2 separate regions of the Mus musculus genome follow, and region 1 is linked to region 2. The links are chromatin loops, found by intact Hi-C in ENCODE. Cell type or tissue: left cerebral cortex. All regions are shown on one strand. Each heading gives the region's core, and the rest is flanking DNA. Links, peaks and the distances in the headings are about the cores only. Region 1 has its middle 5.9 kb from the start of Wdfy4. Region 2 overlaps Prrxl1 (paired related homeobox protein-like 1).

Region 1 (2,909 bases), core at 230-2,729, 580 kb after region 2:
CAGACTCATGGGCGTTTCTCATCCTGCAACCTACAGGACCAGTTGCTGGCTTCCTCCTCATAGACCCTGCGAGACACCATATGTTAACGTGCTTTTTTGCAGAGGGACCCAACGGCCACGGTCAGGAGGCTGGGGTTAACTGCAACGGACCCTGTGGGGTCAGCAACCCTCCTGGGGGTAGCACATTTTGGGTGGTGGAGCAGAAAGAACGAGATTGTTTCTGTTCTTGGATGTGTGAGTTTGACTGAGGTTGAATGCCTCTCTCAGATGGAATCTCCCTGGAGACTGTGAAGATAGATGAAATGGGCTATCTCCTGCCCCAGGAACATCTGTTGCAAGGATAGAGGTCATGCCTGGATCTCTGCTTGGCACAACCCTCTGCCCCGGGGTTTCTGTTCGGAACGGAAGCTGCAGCACTGCACCTGTGGCCGACTCCACAGCCCCCTCTTGCCAGCAACATGGCTCCCCATCGCGCCTACCCCCAAAGATCTTGCCAGAGATGCTCAGCAGCATCAGCTCCTACCGGATGTACTGCACCTGTGCTGAAGAGGGTGACAGGAAGCCTGGAGCTGGAGAGACGGAAGCTGACGCACGGCACGCACGCACCAGCTTCCGGGATAGGGATCCGTACTCCGACCAAGGCCTGCACATTTAACTGCACTGCGGCTGTTTCTTCCTCTGAGATGGGAAAACCCGTCACGGAGTCACACAGATTCTGTTTCCATGAAATTAAGTACTGTAAACTAGCAGGTGTCTTGGACCCCTTGTCACAAGGGACCTACTGTGGGCACAGCAGAGACTTTGTCTAGAGTGCATTTCCGGCGGCTTCGCCAGCCTTGTTTCAGGCCCTCTCACTAAATGTCAGGAAAAGAAATAGGGCTGGTCAGGTCCCTCACCTGAGTGGAGGAACTGTGGGACAGGACCAGGTGTTTCCTGCTGGCTATATTTTCTTTTGTTTTGCATTATAATTATTAATGTGTATTAATTGTATGTATCAATGGGTTAAGCAGGTGACAGTTCCAGCCACACACAATCCTCCTTTTGATGGTCTCCACCTTGCCTAAAGCTCTGCTATAATCTCCTTTCCCTTTCCCATCCACCCCTTAGCCCCTTACTCTTTCCTGCTGGGTCCTCTGTTTCTCTCTCTCTCTCTCTCTCTCTCTCTCTCTCTCTCTCTCTCTCTCTCCCTCTCTCTTTCTCCCTCTCTCTTTCTCTTTCTTTTTCCTTTGGTATGTTTCTAGCTTTCACAGATGAGAGGAAATATTTGAGGCCTATCTTTGCATATCCAACCTGCCTCTTTTGTCATGATAGTATCTACTTCTATGGGCTTTCTACTTAGAAGGAGTGTGGCGTGGGAGGCACAGTATACTAGCCAATACTAGTTTAACTTCCTCAAACCCTTCACTGCAGAGAACAGGAAACTGCCCAGTTGAAGCCACTAAACTGCAGGACTCTGAGCATCTATCTCACACCTCTAAATCTGGAGTAGCAGAGATTAAAAATAAGGACAGACCATGTGGCCTAAGGTGGTGTTCTGCACCCTATGTATAGATCTGTAATGTTGACAGGCATCTGGTGTAACCAATCCCACCCCCTCCTGGCTGTCATGGGCAGGTGGAGGGCCAAGGGAGGGTCATTCCGAATGATGGTGCATGCGGTGTAAAGCAAAGGACCCTGTAGACAGGATGAGTGCAGAGCAGACAGGATCCAGGAGGGAAGGAAAAGCTGTTCTTTAAATACTAATCGTGGCTTGATGGGGTTTCTTTGTGAAATTATTCCTACATGTGGCAAAGAAAAGTCCGTTTGTAAGAACCTGAGAAATGACTTTGCCTTTCGCCTGGGACCATCTCCCACTTGGACAAACGGTCGCTGGCCATGTGCTGGTTGCAGTGAGAGCCGTAACTAATTCTCCTCCAGGGTTAATTCGTGTTAGGCATCACCTTTGAACATAAAAATCAAGGAAACTGGCCTGGCATGTAGCTCAGTGAAAGCACACTTCTTCCTAAGTACGTGGCCATAGGCCAGGCATAGCCCTGGGAAGGAGGGGGAGGAGACAGAAGAGAGTCGGGGGCAGGGGAGACAAATGAACATGAAAATCATCAGGCCTGCACGGTCTTCTTTCTTTCGCTGGCTTCTGTGTGATTTGTAATATTGCATTTCACTTTACTAAAACTGGCTTTAAGACTTGTTGGTTATATTTTATATGTCCATTCAGTAAGTTTATTCATGAATGTATGCACTTGTGTTCACCTCTGTGGGTATCCAGTTTAGGCAATATTTGTTCTACAGAGAGCAAGGACTTCAGCATAGCTACCCCTAACCCCTCTTCTCGCTGAAGTCTCATTTTGCTTGTTGTGTTTATATCACCATGGTTAAAATTATTTATGTGAACTAAAACTCTCTTACCTGTTCTGCATGTTGGTCTTTGTGTGTGTGTGTGTGTGTGTGTGTGTGTGTGTGTGTGTGTGTATTGTGAGTATGTATGTCTGTGACCATGTTTGTGCAGTACTTCAAGAGGCCAGAAGAGGGCATCATATACGCTGAACCTGGAGTTACAAACATTTGTGAGCTGCAACATGGGTGCTGGGAATTGAACTGTGGATTCTCTGGAAGAACAGCAAGTGCTCTTAAAGGTGAGCCATCTCTCTAGTTCATCTCCATGGAATTTAATTCTGTATAATTGATCCAATTTCTGTGCCGTAATAGTTTAAATTATAGGAACTTGTAATTAAATAGTATAGATTAAAACAAAGGTAATATGAACTGATTATTTTATTACACATTTCTGTGACCTAAATCGGTTAGGTTCACCCATTGGACACAAGCCACAGAGATGACTGCCGAGCATCTTCCTGGCTCTGCATGCAGAGATGCCCACTGGTAGATTAAAATTGGCCATGGAGGAAGAA
Region 2 (2,909 bases), core at 237-2,736:
GAGGTGACACCACCGCCAGTGAGGAACATCAACTCTCCACCCCCAGGGGACCAGACCCGGAGCAAGAAGGAGGCCCTGGAGGCCCAGCAGAGGTAAGATTAGCTGACTCCAAGATTAGGAGTCTGGGGTAGCTCTGTAGACAGGCTGAACCTCAATGGAACATTTTTGTTTTTGACAGCCTGGGACGCACAGTGGGCCCTACCGGGCCTTTCTTCCCCTCCTGCTTGCCAGGGACCCTCCTGAACACAGCCACGTATGCCCAGGCCCTGTCCCATGTGGCATCTCTGAAAGGTAAGGTTGGCCGGGGCAGAGGTGGGGTTGGTAGAGAGGGTGGAGACTGTCTGGCCTCCCTGTTGTCTCTGCTGAGCAAACTTCTGCTCCTACCAGTCACAGCAGGATCACAGGCACCACCCACTTGCTGTCCTGTTAGATTTCAAACAGCCCGAGTGCAGGTGGATGTTACTCAGTTTCATCTTAAACCAACCCAGAGCTTTTCTTAGAGGCAGCCCTTTCAGAGGCAACCACTCCACAGCTTGCAGCCACCCTCATCACAGTTCAAGGTGCTCACGGGGGAGCTCTGGGTGGTGGTGGTGGTGGTGGTGGTGGTGGTGGTGGTGGCTGTCTCTGCTTTCAACCGGCTCCTATGTGCATTTTGCTTATTTGTGCTCCTCAAGGATTCCTGGGGCTAGAGGTCTGAACCCATAGGGCGTATGATGGCTTGTCAGTGGCTAGGATTATGGAAGGTAGGAAATCTGCTGTAGGTGTTTGGTCAAGCCTAGAACAAAGACCTTTGCAGGGCTGATCCCTGGGGATTTCTGAGGGCACTGTCCCCAGAGGTAAAGGCACATCTGGTGTCTTTGGATTCCAGGCTACAAAACAAAACAAGACAGAACAAACACCACTAGAGATGTTTAGTAAGTCTGGCAGCTGTGTTGGCCAAGAACAAGGGAAAGCTCCCGAGTGGATGTGGGAGGCTGCTAGAGGTCTGAGGGAGGGGGAGTGGGTGGGACAGGGGCTCTTCCCTGGGAAAAGGCAGTAGTGAGGCCTCCTGGGCTATAGAATGCTCATTCCCTGCTATGCTCTTGTGGTCTCAGATGTCACTGGCTCCCAAGGGGTTCCTCTAAAGCAGCTGTGTTGGAGTAAATGTACACACACACTCATGTACACACACACACATGTACACACACACAAACACACACACATACACACACACACACACTCACACACACACTGAGGAACCTCCAGCCATATGCACAGGACACAATTACAAGCAGAGATTCCCTAATTCAAAGCTCTGACGTCCAAATCTATGTAGTGCTGTGAGCTGTACATATCTGTGTAGCCACAGTGAGCTCTGTCAGCTGCAGTGAGTGATGTCAGCTTCAGTGAGCTCTGTCAGCCCCAGTGACCTTTGTCAACCACAGTGAGCTCTGTCAGCTGCAGTGATCTCTGTCAGCTGCAGTGATCTCTGTCAGCTGCAGTGATCTCTGTCAGCTGCAGGGGGCGCTGTCAGCTGCACTGTGGGCCAGTTCAGCAGCGAATAGTTACCTACTTCTAGTAAACATGTTTCCCTCAGTGCACTCCAGCACATTTTTGCACATTTTTCCTTTCTTGTAATTTTTGGGGTGTCTCTCTCTTTGGTCAATAGGGCACTGGACCTTTGCCTGTAGTGAGGAGGGTGTAGTGGGCAAAAAGCTAAACTTCAGGAAAGGAAGGGTAGAAGGGTCCACAAGCAGCAGATGCGCAGAGGGTCAGAGCTAGGGTTGTGCTATCCATGTCTTAGGGGGCATCCACCTTGGTGATGTCCTAAGTCAAGGGCAGGGCTGGGAGCGGGCTGCTGCTGAGTTGGACCAGCTTCACATACTCATTGTCTCCTTCCCTGCTTTCCCCTTCCCTGTCTCCCTTCTGTCCCTTCATTAATCCCCCCGCAGCTGGGCTGTGCACCCCCAGAGATGGTCGAGTGCACGTTGGGAACTGAATTCCTCTGATACTACATTGCTTTGGGGGATCTGGGATGGTGAAAACCCTGCAGAGTGGCAGAGTGGCAAGAGTCACTGTGTGCTCACTAGACACAGGCCCATCTCTGTGCTTTGCAGGGGCCTGCCCGGCAGCCTCCCGTGTCCTTGGGTACATACGCTCCTCCTGGCAGGGCAGGGTTAGGAATGGAGAAAGGGTGGAAAAACAAGACCTGTTGGGACCCATAGCATGCTGGGATGCTTCTAGAGCAACGGTTCTCTACCTTAATATAGTTCCTCATGTTGTGACTCCCAGCCATAAAATTATTTTTGTTACTACCTCATAAGTATAATTTTGTTACTGCTATGAATCATAATGTAAATATGATCCTGGAGATACAGGTTTGTCAAAAGGGATGATGGCCCACAGGTTGAGAACCAGTGTTCTAAGACAGGCAAACGTGAGAAAACGGAACTGTGTACTCTGCCTCCCCAGGCACGAGCTAGCTCTTGACTTCTTTTCTGAAAGCATGGGGCCCTTTTGCTTTGCCATTTTCTGCTTCGAGACAGGCATGGGTAAAAGGCAGAATTGTCCATCACCAGAGACAGTGATGATGCTGAGGAACCCTCAGATTTGGAATGGGCAGAGGTGGGGGTGGGGTAAGAAAGGTTAGAAGGCTTTGCCCGAAAAGGGCCAGTGGCCTATCAAGCCAGCTCATGGTGGCAAGTGGGAGAGGGGACAGTTTTGCTAGAATTTCTGAATTTTCTAGAGAAGTCGGAAATGTGTTTTTCTTTGGGATATTCCTGTCTTACCTCTGAGCAACTATAAAGAAGCACAGAGACCGAGATTTATAAGCCAGGGGCGTTTGCTTCTTAAAGCTCTGTGAGCCCGAGAGTCAAGATGGCAGCAGCCTGGGCCTCTACTGAGCACTCAGCTCTGGACTGCATGCATTC

The links. Hi-C counts contacts between places; a loop is a spot of excess contacts. Peaks named below come from ENCODE experiments on the same cell type or tissue, not always from the same donor. Only the 100,000 strongest peaks of a DNase experiment are listed, where the experiment ranks them.
Region 1: it touches region 2 in a loop (2.8-fold over the local background); 8 of 42 quality-filtered maps call a loop at or near these places.

The regions. Positions count from the first base shown.
Region 1 is chr14:33,189,471-33,192,379 of GRCm38, forward strand. It overlaps a transcript of Wdfy4 not described here. Among named protein-coding and RNA genes, the nearest start is that of Wdfy4, 5.9 kb to the left of the region's middle. In left cerebral cortex, for the core only: no CTCF peak of the experiment used is centred there; a DNase peak (open chromatin) is centred at 1,474.
Region 2 is chr14:32,608,163-32,611,071 of GRCm38, forward strand. Prrxl1 (paired related homeobox protein-like 1) reads left to right here. Exons shown (of 7, transcript NM_001347590.1): 5 at 1-92; 6 at 179-291. Among named protein-coding and RNA genes, the nearest start is that of Prrxl1, 10 kb to the left of the region's middle. In left cerebral cortex, for the core only: a CTCF peak has its summit at 1,506 (motif pointing right); a DNase peak (open chromatin) is centred at 1,489.